2 separate regions of the Mus musculus genome follow, and region 2 is linked to region 1. The links are chromatin loops, found by intact Hi-C in ENCODE. Cell type or tissue: heart. All regions are shown on one strand.

Region 1 (8,000 bases):
TGATTACCACGGCTGAGTCTAAAGCTCTCATGTACTATTTTGGACAGAAGCTGGGCCTCTCAGAGGTGGTCTTTGAATATATTCCTTGTTCATCCCCACATTTACATTTGTGCTTTAAAAGAAATTCATTGTCAGGGAGGAAAGAGAGAAGGAAGTGAAGAGGAAGAGGAATTTTGTATATACATACATATACACACACATATATATGCATACAGACACATATATATGCATATATACACACACACACATATATATACACATGTATGTATACATTATACACATACATATATTTTTTTCACAAAGAAAAAAAATATCAAAAATATATAATCCTTTGCTTTCCTTTTGCATTTTTATTTATGTGTATGTATCTGTGAAAATATATTTTAGATACATGTGGATACCTTCTGAGGCCAGAGAAGGAGTATGGTAGTCAAGAACTATAGTTATGAGAAGTTATGAATCACTTAACATGGGTGCAGCAAAACAAACTCATGTTCTCAGCAAGAACTGTAAATGCTCTTAATGACTGAGCCATCTCTTCAACCCTTTGAATTAATACTTTGCTGATTATATACACCTAATTAGAAAGTGTGCCCTATTCTTTAGAAAGGAAAGTTTATATTCTTTGATGTTTACTTCCTTGTAAGTTTCGAAAATTTCATTCATTAAAAGCATTTGGGCCTATATGTTGTATATGTGCTTATAAAAGTAAAAAAGAGAGAGAGAGAGAGAGAGAGAGAGAGAGAGAGTTTGAAATCATGAAATTCATAGGTATTAAATGGATGAAACTAGAAAAAAAAATTGTCCTGAGTAAGGTAACCCAGACCCAGAAAGACAAATATGGTATGAATTTTCTTATATGTTGATGTTAACTGTTACATTTTCAATAAGCAAGCTACAATCCTTTGACCCAAAGAGGTTAGGTACAGAGTAAGGGACTAGGGGGGAGGGAGGGCTCTCTCTAGGAAGGGGAAATAGAATAGATAGTTATGGATGGGTGGGGGAGACTGCAATAGGAGGATCAAACAGGGAGGGGGAAGAGAAAGGCGCCAAGGGAGGGACTAGGAGGAGAAACAGCTAAAATTAAGGGTCATTTGAGGTGTCATATGGAAACCTAAATCAGTACTAAAAGCATCCTAAAATACATACATATAGGAAAGTAATTTAAAACAAATCTCAAAGTAACAGAGGAGGCAGCATTCTAGCTTGCCATCTCTCGTCACCAAATGAAGCTTCCAGTACCAGAATGGGTTACATCTACTTGACTTGTTGACCAAAAGGGTTCCATGTGAGACCCCAAACAGCCCAGGCTACTGGTTTCTTGACACAACTAATGGTAAAACCTTCTTGCAAAAGACAACACATACATACTCATTGAACACAGAGAAGTCAAGCTGGTGCCCACCTGGAACCTTCACCCCCACCGACCTAGTGTTCAGCGTACTGGAAGGAGCTCTGCCTGCTGCCAAAGAGAAAGATAAACACCAATCCAGCTACAATCCCTTTGATCTACAATGATGACTGGCTTGCAAGATTTGAATTTAAGGCCCATGCCATGAAATGGAACCCATTCCTGACACTGGACAAAAACCTGAGACTAAGCAGGTCTGGGTGCCTGAGAAAGCCAAAAAACTCCTGTTCTGCTCAAGGAACAAAACAATGAAATGAGTAACAACATTCTGTTATACACACTGATCAGTGCCTTGCCCAGCCATCATCAGAGATGCTTTCTCCTGCAGCAGATGGGAACAAATACACAGAGCCACAGCCAGACAATGCAGAGAGTGAGAGATCCTGGAATACTTCATCCTAAACAGGATGTCCCCATCAAATCACTCCCCTCAGGTTCAGTGAACTTTTCAGAAGAGGAAATGGAAAGATTTTAAGTGCCAAAGGGTCTGAAGGAAACCAGAGACACAAGGCTTTCTAAACATAGCAGGGCCAATGCACAAACGACTCACAGAAGGTCGTTTGGCCATGGCCAGCATCAGATGGGTTCCAGTGCTGAGAGAAGTGGACACAAACTCCCTTCCCTAACCCAAACCCTATCTCCAATTGATAAATGAAAACCTAGGTTTTTCATCAGTCGCATTGGGGATACGAACCACTCTAAGGGCTGAATGAATTGTTAGGGAGTAGGGCAAAACTCTACAGAATTCTGCATCCTTAGGACCTTGCGGTACACTCCAGCTCGGCCATCACCTCATCATCCCACTGAGGAGCCGCTCATCTTGGATTATCAATACTCCTGAATTCTCCAGCCTGAGCTTCCTTGGCATATTTTGCCACACTTGACTCAATGGATGACTCTTTGCCTTTGTCGGGTCCGACTGCTCCTCCCCAGGGGTCTTTACGGTCCTCCCCTCCCTTACCCCAACTCCTCTCTTCAGCCTCTATCTAATATGGAGAATTCTGGGCTTAGTCCTTGGACCTCTTCTTTCCTACATCTAAATTTTCTAGGAGACTGGAACAAACTTCCTAGCTTCGATACAATATATACACTGGCAGTTCCCAAACTGTTCCAGTCTGGTTTTTTAACCTTAAACCTCAAGACTTTTGTACTTGATTTTGTCTCACTTGATGTCAAACAGGCATCTTAAACCTGGCTCACGTAACCCCAAACTTCTGATCTCTATGAAACCTCATTAATTTCCCACCAAGATACAAACTAAACAAAATCTTCACATTCCATGGGGAAATCCATTCTTCTATCTGCCAGTCCCCATCTCCACCCCCAGAAGTGTTTTTCTTCCAGCTTCTTTCAGCCTCGAGTTTTATATCCCGTCTCACTGGCTTTATCTTAACAATGTTGTATTTCTCACCATGTGCTATGACACTGGGGTTCAAGCACACACCATCTCTCACCAAAATGACAGCAGTTATCTTTCCGCCTACTCTCTCTAACCCCACCCTTGCCTCAGCCCCATAATTACAGTCCGTTCTTAACACAGTAGCGGGACGACTATCAGAAAACTTTACTAATAATATTAGGATTGTTCTGAAGTGGGGTCTCACAACATTCATTGCCCAAGATGGCTTCAAGCTTACAATCCTCCCACCAGAGCTCCCAGAGTGTCTGGGAATTAGACACGGCCAGCCTGCAAATTAAAGTTCTCCTTTAAAGCTGAAAATCCCTTGATTCCAAGATTTGCATTTTTTAAAAGGAATGAATTGAAGACATTTTTTTGCCACATATATTTTTAATTTTTTTTCTAGTATACAAATTTTAAAATTTAAGACAAGGGCTCATGTGATCCAGACTGGCCTAGAACTCAGGTCCATTTTGGAAGAAACCCTTGAACTCTCCTGCCTCCACCATCCAAGTGCTATGATTACAGGCCCAACACAGCATTCCCAGTTTTCCTTTAAACTAAAATAGCCACTTATCCATTGAAATCCTCCAGTAGAACGCAGACTTAAAAGTCCTTTGAATAGCTTTTCAGCCATTTACACCCATCTGTCTTCCCGGTCTGGTTTTACATTCGCTCCAGTTGGCTAGGACACAGTCCTCTTATTCTTGAAAGGCCTGAGCTCTCAACTTCTTCATATCAGTGTTTTGTTTCTCAGGAGTTCAGGTATGTGGTTTCTATATTAGTCTAATCAACCACTAACTCAGAACAGGACACTTCTAAGGGGCATCTCCATCACCATTCATCTACCCGGGGCTGTTCACTACCTTTCCACTTTTCCATAAATCCACCACACTTTGTACATACATATTCTTTTAAAGACAGGGTTTGATGTAGTCCAGGGTGAGCTTTGAGCTCCCACCCCATCCTCCTCACCCCGGGCTGGGATTACAGATGTATGCAACGCCCAGCTTTATACAATACACTTTAAGGAAGTTCCTTAACAGTAACTCCGGAGTTTTGAGAGGTTCCCCTCTGAAAAGGACAGGTGGACAAAGTTTGGGTTGGGGAGCTCAGCTCGCCCATTCCAACAACGGTGCCGGGGCATATGCAGGGGGATGCTAGGAAAAGATGGAAGGAGTTTCTCCCCTGATGTAGAAGCAAATGGGATTGGGGCTCGAAGAAGTCAATGTCTCCAAAGTCACCCAAGGTAATGAATTGATCGCCACCTCCCAAAACCCGTCCGGGACAGGGAGAATGAGGGACCCGCCCAGGACCACAGCTCAGCGACCACAGCACTCATGCGCACGGGGAACGCACGCCGGGGCGGAGCCACGTGGCTCTTCCGCAAGCGCTCCCGGCCGACCGCCCGCCCAGGTCCTCGCGGCGCAGGCGCACCCCCGAAACCCGAGTTGGGAGTTACCGGGTAGAGGTACAGCACCGCTCCCACCAGCGCCAGCAGGAACGTCACGGCGAAGATGGCGAAGTCCAGCATGCTTCCTCTCGCCCGCCCGCGCGGTCCTCGGCCGTGAGCTCCGTGGTGGCGCCCGCAGCTGGGGAGGGAGGTGGCCTCAGGCGGTCGGCGAATAGGAGCCGCGGTCGCCCCGCCACGCCCGTGCTGGGCGTCACCCTTGGTCTGCTGGCGACTCACAGGCCACAAGGAAACCTCCAGGCCCGGGTCCCACCCTGGCCTGGCTAGAATCAAGCTGCGTGCGACACCAGTCCGCTTGCACAAAGTAGACTTAAGTACATTTAAGTAGGACTCACAACCGAAGCCAGTCTCACCTGGACACCTGCATGCATGGCTGAAGAGCTAGGCACCGTTAGATGCTCCTTATTGCTCAAAAGCGCTCCAGTGAACGTGGCTGGTTTCTGTGTTTTGACAGGATCTGACTATGTATCCCTGTCTAGATTGGAACTATGTAGACCAGGCTGGCCTCTGACTAATAGATGCCTTCCTGGTGCTGGAATTAAAGGCGTTAGCCACGGTAGCAGACATTGGGTAGGATTTCTGGCCACGGTGGCAGACAGTGGGTAGGATTTCTGTTACTGATAATTTGCAATAAATTCCTTGAATTTAGCAAGCTCCATTTTCTTCTATGGAAAACTGAAAACCAGAGGCTGGGGAGGTAGATTGCTTTTCTAGTACAAAGTTCTGGCTTCAGTCCCCAGCACCACATAAACCTGGCTGGTTGGCACACATTTGTAATCCCAGCGTCAGAAGGTGGAGGCAAGAAAATCAAGTGTTTAGTCATTTCCAACTACATAACCAATTCCTAGGTTACCTGAGCTCCTGCCTCATTAAATCAAAATCAATTCATTCAAAATAATACCATATAGAGTAGCCAGTGGAGGGTACTATTGGGCGTTCTAGGAAGCACTGAGCACTGGCAAAGCAATGTTGTGTGCTTATGTTTTTCAAACATTGCTTGGTCAGAGCATTACTGTAATTTGAGATCCTTCTGTTCTATCCAACTCAGAAATTTTAACATGGGTTAGTATAAGGTAAAGCCTGATACTTATTGGCACTACATTTAGTGAAAGCATCCTAAAACAATTTATAGATTTTATAGCTTGAATATCAAATTTTCTTGATACCGTTTGGCATGTCATTTGGAATTGCAGTTAGAGCTCCTGTAATGACTACTGCTTAAGAAGGAATCATACCTCACTGAAAACATGCCATATCTTTTTGAAGCTGTAACAATACTTCCACTCAAGATTTCGTCGATTGGAAATCACATTTTTTCCTGTCTTGGGACAAAGCTGTCTACATTGCTCAAGTTGGCCTCAAACGTTTGATTTTGTCTTAGTTTACAAGTCGCTAAAATTTTAGGCATGGGCCACCTCACACAGCAAGAGCTGTGCTTTTAACTCTGAATGTATTTCAAACTGCCCTGAGTGTTTCAAGGGTTTGTTTTTTAAATCGGTTTTAAAGACATTTCTCATCAAAATGATGGCCCACATCAACAGCAGATAAAAATTTGAAATATACAGTGTAGCTACATAACATTAATGATTTACTTATTCTATGTATATGAGTGCTTTATTTGCATGTACACCTGCATGTCAGAAGAAGCCGTCAGATTTCATTACAGATGGTTGTGAGCCACCATGTGGTTGCTGGGAATTGAACTCTGGACTGCAGGAAGAGCAGCTAGTTTAGTGCTCTTAACCACTGAGCCATCTCTCCAGCACCATAGCTATATAACTTTAGGTACCACTTTCTCAAGGTATCTGGTCCTCAACCTTCCCAGTCCCAAATCAAAATCATGCCTGGTACCTGCCTGGTACTGCTCCAGCACTGAGTCCCCCCCCCCACCCCCACCCCCCAACCTGGGTTTTTTAGTCCTAAGTTAGCTCTCAGCCTGGCACCCTCTGGACTTTTCAGTACCCACAGAGGCAGGCCCCAGTGTTTCAGAAATGGAGTCTAAAACTAGACATGAGGATAAGTGTAGATCAGCAGCGGAGCCTTGCTTAGCCTTGGTTCTGGGACTTCTTCTTTCCTAGCTCCACAGAACACCAGAGACAAATAGACAGCAACCAATCTACCTCTTCTTTCTTTAAACTTTAAAAGTAATTTAATAACTATATATAGTGTACATTCACATGTTTTTATATTTAATACCCAAAATTTTTGTCTTGACTTCAACAGGTTAAACTTTTGACACTGTAAATATTCACATATTACAAAGTGTTGCTTCGGGGCTGGTGAGATGGCTCAGAGGTTAAGAGCACAGACTGCTCTTCTTAGGTCTTGAGCTCAAATCCCAGCAACCACATGGTGGCTCACAACCATCCCTAACAAGATCTGACGCCCTCTTCTGGAGTGACTTAAGACAGCTACAACGTACTCACATATAATAAAATAAAATAAATCTTTAAAAAAAAAAAAGGAAAAGAAAGTGTTGCTTCTTTTACAAAAATATAATTTAAATGTAATTCATATTGTAAGCATGTCAGAATCAGAAACACATATGGACAAGTCTATATCTTTATTTACACAGTGCCAGAATTTGTTGAATAACAATAAACTCACAAGCTTTGTTGGATTCCTTGGTTACAATTTACCAACTAGGACTTCTCTTGATAGCTGGCCATTGGCAATCATAGGTCCTTTTACTCCAGTTGTGTGTGTCTGTGTGTGTTTGTGTGTGATGTGTGAGAGTGTACATGTGCACACAAGAATGGTGAACATGCAGAGATCAAAGGACGGTTTTTAAGAATCAGTTCTCTCCTTCCACCATGAGTTCTGGGGGCTGAACTCAAGACATCAGACTTGTATCACAAGTACTCTTACCCTGCTAAGCTCTCTCTCCGGCACCCCAACAACCGTTTTTTGAAAACCGGGTTTCACTTTGGCATCCTGGCTGACCTAGAACTCTCAGAGATCCACCTGCCTGTCTCTGCATTCCAAGAGGATAGTTTAAAGGTGTGTGCCATTGAGATTGATTTTAATGGCCCTTTTATTCCAATCTTTGTTGCTACTATTAAGTCATCCATTATTTCATACAATAAATGTGTATGTATAGGTTACAGAATGACTACAAAGAAAACAAAAGTCTTTCTGGAAGCAGCAGCAGAGAGAACTGATATAGATGTGAAGACAGGGATTCAATGAGATATTAGCACATCCAGTTGGGGCTGATGGAGGCTCAGAGCCAAGAAATAGGTTTGATGAGCTGTACGGGGGCAGTATGTTTGAGACAAGGCACCAGAGCAGCTCAGATGGAGGGATGGCAGTTTGACTGGGCTCAGCAAGCAGTGGGGACAGTCAGGAGTTCCTTGCCTTTTGGTCCTTTGATACAAGCATCTAATATGGTTGGATAATAAGTAAGAGGGGCTGTCCTGACCGTACTGGCTTTTGCCTTTTTGAGACAGGTCTCATATCCCAGGCTGGCCTGGAATTCACTTTGTAGACAAGGCTGACCTCAAACTCAGGAGGATCCTCTACCTCCCAAGTATTGGGATTAAAGGCCTGCACCACCACGTCCACTGTCGATGTCCTTTTTATGGAGCCCAGATAGACTGTTGTGCTCCCTGTTGAGAAGCTATAAGGCCTAGTTTTCTGATGTGGCTTTAATACACACAAGTACCTTAGGAACCTTACCTACTTGGGTAAGTTTATATGTGGGAACTTATTACTTGTAG
Region 2 (8,000 bases), 85 kb before region 1:
CCAAGACTGCTACCTGCTGAGAGGCTGAACCTGCCTTCCAGAGAAATTCCTAAAGCAGCCCCAGGCAAGCTGGCAATTGACACCTTACTGCCAAACTAGTGCAGTCAGCCTAATTTATTGCTTATAGGCTGGCGACAGGCATCAAGAGTGGATCAGCAGGAGATAGGCTTTCCTCCTTTATAAGCACAGACTCTTAGTAAACATTGCCTTGATCAGAAATCTGCCTTGGTTTCCTTTCTTCTCTGTAGTTTCCTCCCTTACAGCTCCAGCCTCCCACTCAGGAATCCAGTTCGTGTGGCTAGTACTTGGGAGGCTAAGGCAGTAAGATTTCAAGTTCAAGGCAAGCCTAAACCACAGCACCAGATTGTCTATACAAACAACAACAAAACCAATGTCAATCCTCTTCAAACAGTTCCAAAGTATAGAAAGGAAGTCAACTCCCCAGACACAACACAGAAAATTCTACAGGCAGGTATTCCTATGCACATATAGATGTAAAACTTCTCCACAAATTACCAAGTCAAATACAAGAGCATGATCTGGGAGACTTACTCTACAGATGCAAAAATAATTCAGTATGAAAATTAGTAAATAAAATACCTCAAATTAACAAAGTGAAGGCTCAAAGAATGTGCAATCATCTCCACAGATATAAAAAAAGCATTTGATAAAACCCCTTTGTGGTGGCTTAAATGAAAATGGCTGGGCTGGTGAGATGGCTCAGTGGGTAAGAGCACCCAACTGCTCTTCCGAAGGTCCGAAGTTCAAATCCCAGCAACCACATGGTGGCTCAAAACCACCCGTAATGAGATCTGACTCCCTCTTCCGGAGTGTCTGAAGACAGCTACAGTGTACTTATATATAATAAATAAATAGATAAATAAATAAATAAATAAAATGGCCTCCACAGACGCATACGTAGGTGTAGGTGTAGCCTACTTGAGTGGGCGTGGCCTTGTTGGAGGAAGTGTGTCACTGGGGGTGGGCTCTGAGGTGTCAGAAGTTCAAGATAGGTTCAATGGCTCACCCTCTCTTCCTGCTACTTACAGAACCAGAAGCATTGTCTGTGTACTGCCATGCCTCCTGCCATGACCACAAAGGACTAAATCTCTGTAAACCAGCACCAATTAAATACTTTCCTTAAGAGTTACCATGGCCATGGTTATCTCTTCACAGTAATAGACACCCTAAGATACCCTTCATTACTTAAAAAAAAAAAAAAAAACTACAAAAATGTAGGTATAGGAGAGATAAACTTCAAGCTAGGCAATGGTGACACACACTTTCAATCTTTAATCTTTAATCTTGAAAAAACAAAAACAGAAAACAGTAAGTACTAGAGATGATGACAATCCCCACCCACAATCTACATTAAGCTTTTTTGTGTTTTTGTGTATTGTTTGTTTTAGATTCCCTATAAAATTTAAAACGTATTCTAGTTCTGTGGAAAATGCCATTGGTTTTTTATAGAAATTGCATTGAACCTGTAGATTGCTTTGGCTAGAGTGGACAGACATTTTTGCAAATTTCTATCTCCAGAACTCACTGGCCAAAGCCTAGCCAAAAAAGTGAGCTTATGTTTCAGTGAGAATATCCTGTCTCAAGTCAAAAGGTAGAGCTTAAGAGAGGAAAATACCGCACACTTTCCACCATCGTCCATATGTACCCATAGAAGCTCAAGTACTTCCAAAACTTACCATACACATACATGTACCACAAACATATGTACACCACACATATTTGCCCAACACACATACACAGTATACACAAACCACGCAAACATACAATTTCCACACACACACACACACACACACACACACACACATATATATATATAACATACCATACATACTACATATAAAAAGCACACACATACATATGCATATACCACACATACACAAAACACACACAATACACCAGACATACACACATATGCAGAGCACATATACATACATATGTGCACACCACACATATATCAAGACACATACACAAACACACACACACATACATACACCACATGCCCAAAAGTACAAACAAAAAATCCATTTTTTTTATTTTAACATTAAAAACAAAGCTAGGTGTTGTACATATGCCTTTAGTCTCAGAATTTGGGAGGCAGAGGCAGGCAGATCTCTGTAAATTCAAGGCCAGCCTGGTCTATATTGCAAGTTTCAGAACAGCCAGAGCTACAGAGTAAAACCTTGTCTTAAAACACCAAAATAGAAGGGGGTGGGAAGAAGGAAGGGGAAAGGGAAAGGGAAGGAAAGAAAAAGATTATTTTGAGGGAACACAAAAGAAAGAGGACACCTTGTGGTAGTCAATTTTCTCTTCCCACCATGTAGGTTCTAAGGAGCAAGCTTGACACATCAAGCTTGGAGCAAGTGCTTTGACCCTCTGACCTGTCTCCCTGGCCCTAAGGTTTCATTCCTTCCTCAGCTATCACTTCCAGCACTGCATTTTAAATATTTTATCTCTTATAATTCTCCCAATAACCATTTCTGCTTACATGGAATATTACCCTTGTACATACAGCACCTCAGGGTATCTATAACTCATTATCACCTTCCTTTAAAATTATCTCATACATGTGCTAGAAAATCACTATTCTCTCCGGTTGGACACTGCCCAAGTCTCTACATCACACCTATCCACATGCCAAACCACTTCCATTCTATCTATGGTTTCTTTGGAGGCATACTGGCCATATACTATCCTAGTTATTGCTCGCTTATATTTCTATACTAGTTTCCAGGACTGAGCATAGAGTATTAAAACATGGTCCAAATATTTCATCTTTCTAAATAAGCTGAAACCTCCATACCTTCCTCTTACCTCTTAATTGTAAACAGACTCCTCTATTTACATCTACAGCCTTCTCTAGTAAGGCATACAAGTTACTTCTCATTCAACTTTAGCAGGTCTTCACTTACAGAAAAATTAGTTTTATGGTTCTCAAAATATGGATCATAGTTTCCTACCTTTGTGTTCTTCATCTAGAATAGTTTTTGCCAATAACCTATAGCCTGCCTTAATTTCTAGGAAAACTTTCCTGATTGACACTTAACAAACCTCCTCAGACACTTATTACAGACTTACAAACAGCAATGCATGCATGTTTCACTGCTCAAACTCACATTATCCCATATGTAAGCCTCTTCAAATAGATGGTAACCTGACACATCTTTAATCTTACATCTCTGAAGTAATGTTGAATCACCATTACTTCTTTTCTATTACCTTTGTTGTTGTTGTTGTTGCTGTTGCTGTTTACAGTGATAGGAATCAAACTCACATGCTAATCACGCACTGAACTTCTGTGCTCACCCCAAGCCTCACCCATGATCTCTTTAATGGTAATGTATAAGTTTCATTTTTCTACCATTCGAATGGTTTAATTACATTCTTTTTCTTCAGCATGTATAAAGAATTATATTCTTTCTGTGTTGGTAAGATATGTTTTCTTCATATCAAAGTTTTCAGAGCCTAAAGAAGGACATCCACAAAAATGAAGCATTTAACCCAGCCTTCCAAGACAAGGCATTCTCCTTCCAGCCACAAGGGGAGCCAAACCCTAAGGGGAACTGGGCACAGGATGGGTGTTCGCTGATCCTCCCAGCTAAACAGACAGAGGCAGCTCAGAGCTCAGCCCAGCAGGAACTCACATGGCCTATTTCCATCACCTAATGAAGGAGAAAGACAGAAAACTGGATCCCCAGAAGCTTTAACACCACCCAAATGACTTACTGTGTACTGAATAAGGGGAAATTAAACTTGCATTTCAATTTGATGTTTCTAGAGCAACAGCAAGTGCACATAAGAACGCTGCACATCCTCTGAAGGCACTTGACTGCAGTATTTCTAACACTTGTCTCTTACTGTTACTTACCTCACTGTTTTGCTTCTACTAAATAGCGCCACAGATTTGATCCAAAAACAGGGTACAGATGACCCAGAAGGTACAGGAAAATAGTATTTTAAAAACAAGAATAGAATACACAAGAGGGAATTCTTCTCTGCACACAATGCCCTTTAAGATGGCTCAGCAGGTAAAGAAAGGCACTTGCTATCAAAACCTGAGCCCAGAAATTCTGAAATGTACAAAACTCATAAGGCCCCTCCACAAGTCACAGAGAGCTCTGAGAATGCACATTTCATGAATCATCACCCAGGCAGAGGTGGTGCTGTAGCTGATGCAACTGCCCATGAGCCATCGCTGCTCCTCTAATTGGCCTTACATTTAAATTCTTGTTACAGCTATAAAAATAAATAAAAACAAGGAGGTTGGAAAACTGCCTCGTGGTTAAGGACACTTGTTGCTCTTGCAGAAGTGAACTTTAGTTCCCAGCACCCACAATAAAGCATCTCACAAGTGCCTATAACTCCAGCTTCAGAGGATCCCAGGCCCTCTTCTGGCCTCCACAGGCACTACACTGAAGTGTACACACACACACACACACACACACACACACACACACACACACAAATTTTTTTTAAAAGATGATAATTCAGTAAAGTAGCAGGATACAAAATTAACAAAGGTTAGTAGCCTTCCTATATACAAATGAGAGATTAAGGAAGAAGCCAGGGAAACAATACCTTTCACAGTAACTGTGATGGCTTCTCCTAGTTGTCAACTTGGCTACATCTGGAATGAACTACAATCCAGAAATGGGGGGGCATACCTATATAAGATTACTTTTGCTTGGGTGAATCCACTTCTAGCCTAGACCTTTGAAGTAGGAAGACATAAACTTTTGATCTGGATCTTGAGGCAGGATAACATTAACCTGGGCCACACCTTCTGCTGGAAGCCTATACAAGGACATAGAGAAGGAAGCTTTTGCTCTGTGCCTGCTTGCTCTGGCCTTGCTAGCAAGTCCTTCACTGACATTAGAGCCTACTTCTTCAGAATTCCAGCATGTATTGAAGACCAGCTGAGACATCCAGCCTTGCGGCCTGAACAACTCCTGGATTCTTGGACTTTCCATTCATAGCCCATTATTGTTGGATGAGTCAGACCACAGCTTATAAGTGATTCTAATATATTCACTTTATAAGTTCTTCTAGAGAACCCTGCTCACTACAATAGCCTTTAAAAAAATTTTTTTGGAATAACTAACAAAGTGAAAGATGTGTATAATAAAAACTTAAGAGATTGAAGGAAGAAGTCATCAAAAGATAGAAAGATGCCCCATGCTTATGATTGATAAGGCTAATATTGTAAAAATGGTCATTCTACCAAAAAGAATCTATAAATTGAATGCAGTCTGCCATCAAAATTCCAACACAATTCCTTACAAAACTTGAAAAAAATAATCTTAAACTTCATATGGAAACAAACAAACAAACAAACAGGATAGCTAAAAATAAAACCAAAAAAAAAAGTGTTGCTCACCGTTACTAATTTTAAACTACAAGGCTATAGTAATAAATAAGTAAATAAACAGTGTGGTATTGCCATAAAAACAGATACATTGCTCAACTGAATAGAATTAAAGACATGGACCTAAGTCCACATACCTACTGACACCTGATTTTTTTTTTTAAACAAAGAAACCGAAAATACATACTGAATGGTGCTAGTCACACTGCATAGATGCATGTGGATGGATTAAATAGATTTTATGTCACCTGCACAAAATTCAACTCCTATTTTTATGTCAACTTGATACAAGCTAAAGTCATCAGAGAGGAAGGTATCACAGTTAAGAATATGACTCCAACAGGTCTAGTTATAAGGCATTTTCTCAATTAGTGATCAGTGGGGGATGGACTAGCCTGCTGTGGATGGTGACACCTCTGGGCTGATGGTCCTAGATTCTATAAGAAAGCAGGCTGAGCAAGTCATGAGGAGCAAGCCTGTAAGCTGCACACCATGGTCTCCTGCATCAGCTCCTGCTTCCAGGTTCCTCCCATGTTTCAGTTTCTGTCCTGACTTCTTTGGTAATGCATTGTTTGTGAAAGTGTAAGCTGAATAAAGCCTTTGCCCCCTACTTGCTTTTTGTTCATGGTGTTTCACAGCAACAATAGAAACTCTAACTAAGGCAGAAGCCACACACAAAAGGACACATAGACTAAGCAACTCTACAGACGCAGTGTGGGTGTGGGACTGCAGGAAAGGGGTAAATGACTTTTTAATGGGTGTACCACCTTTCTGAAAAGTTGAAAGTGTTCAGAAATAAAACTTGGTAATGGTCAAACAACTCTGGAAACACACACATACACACATTAGAGCCTACTAAATTTTTCCCTACAATGATTAGAACTTTATTTAAAAGCTTCTAAAACTAACACAATTAGATTAATTGTGATGGCTGGTGGTGGCATGGCACTCAGAAGGCAGAGGTAGGCAGACCTCCGTGAGTTTGAGGACAGCTCACTCTATAGAATGAGTTCCAGATTAGTTGGGTCTATATAATAAAGCCCTATGTCATAAAAATAAATATAATTAAAATCAGTTAAAAGCCAGTGAGATAGGGTTTTTATAAATCAGTAAAAATGACAATAGTTATCACTGTAGGAAAAAGAAAGAAAGAACACAATTGATAGTAGTAGTCAAAAAGGACCTGATTTTAACTTACAGCAGCATGTGAGGAAGTAATCTCTGAAATATCATTAAACCAGTGTGAATTAATCAGAGAGCTTTTAATCTACTAACAACAATCTCTGCCTGCCATGGTAGCACATGTCGGTGTCTTAACTACCTAGGAGGTTGAAGCCTATGAGACAAGGATGGGGTGACCCACAAACCCTAGACCAAAAGCAGAACAAAATAAAAATATAAATAGAGCAGTGCCTCTCAACCTGTGAGTCACCACCCCTTTAGGAATTAAATGACCCTTTCACATGGGTCACATAGTAGATCCCCTGCATATCAGATATTTACAACTCATAGCAATACCAAAATATGTTTGTTTGGGTTTTTTTTTTGGGGTTTTTTTGTTTGTTTGTTTGTTTGTTTTGGTTTTTTTTTTTGTCTGTACTGGAACTCACTCTGCAGACCAGGCTGGCCTTGAACTCAGATCTGCCTGTCCCTGCCTCCCAAATGCTGGAATTAAAGGTGTGTGCTACCCAGCTCCAATGAAGTGATTCTATGGTTGCAGTCACCATACCATGAGTAACTGTATTCAGCATTAGGAAGGTTGAGCACCACTGACATAGAAAGCTCAGACTGAGGGAGTAGCTCTGTGGCAGAGAATTTGCTAAGCTTCCATAAAGCCCCAAATTCTATCTCCACTGCTACCAAGGACAGAAGGGTGGGGGAAGAGGGGTTGTGGGGGAAGGGGACACAGGACTTAAAAAAAAAAAAGTGAGATGGAGTAAGGATAAAAGCACATTTCTCTGAGACTATGCCGGGGCCTAGCAAACACAGAAGTGGATGCTCATAGTCAGCTATTGGATGGATCACAGGGCTCCCAATGGAGGAGCTAGAGAAAGTACCCAAGGAGCTAAAGAGATCTGCAACCCTGTAGGTGCAACATTATGAACTAACCAGTACCCCGGAGCTCTTGACTCTAGCTGCATATGTATCAAAAGATGGCCTAGTCGGCCATCACTGGAAAGAGAGGCCCATTGGATTTGCAAACTTTATATGCCCCAGTACAGGGGAACGCCAGGGCCAAAAAGAGGGAGTGGGTGGGTAGGGGAGTGGGGGTGAGGGTATCGGAGACTTTTGGGATAGCATTGGAAATGTAAACGAGGAAAATACCTAATAAAAAATTAAAAAAGAAAAAAAAAAAAAAAGCACGTTTCTCCTGAGCCTAGAGACCTGAGTTAAGGCTCCAAGACCCAGGTATAAATAGAAGAAAAGAAGCAGCTCAACATAAAGGCATCCAAAATGAATGTAAATAACTCTGGATATCCAGGGTTTTATCTTTTAAATACTGAAGCTTAAAGCCTGTCACATGGGTTGAATGTTAATATTGCCTGACACTCAGTATCTACAATGATGCATGAGACATGCCTCTGGGCACATCTGTGAAGGATTCCCTTCATTAGGT

The links. A loop is a pair of places that touch in the nucleus more often than their neighbours do. Peaks named below come from ENCODE experiments on the same cell type or tissue, not always from the same donor. Only the 100,000 strongest peaks of a DNase experiment are listed, where the experiment ranks them.
Region 2: a loop joins it to region 1, with 2.1 times the contacts of the local background. A loop is called at or near these places in 1 of 42 quality-filtered maps.

Annotation. Positions count from the first base shown.
Region 1 is chr1:60,339,730-60,347,729 of GRCm38, reverse strand. Cyp20a1 (cytochrome P450, family 20, subfamily a, polypeptide 1) reads right to left here and starts at 4,430. Exons shown (of 13, transcript NM_030013.3): 1 at 4,273-4,430. The coding sequence starts at 4,344. In heart, a CTCF peak has its summit at 4,359; a DNase peak (open chromatin) is centred at 4,219; H3K4me3 peaks cover 2,220 bases; H3K27ac peaks cover 3,279 bases.
Region 2 is chr1:60,424,703-60,432,702 of GRCm38, reverse strand. All of the region lies in intron 1 of Abi2 (abl-interactor 2), which reads right to left. Among named protein-coding and RNA genes, the nearest start is that of Abi2, 19 kb to the right of the region's middle. In heart, a CTCF peak has its summit at 3,551; no DNase peak of the experiment used is centred here.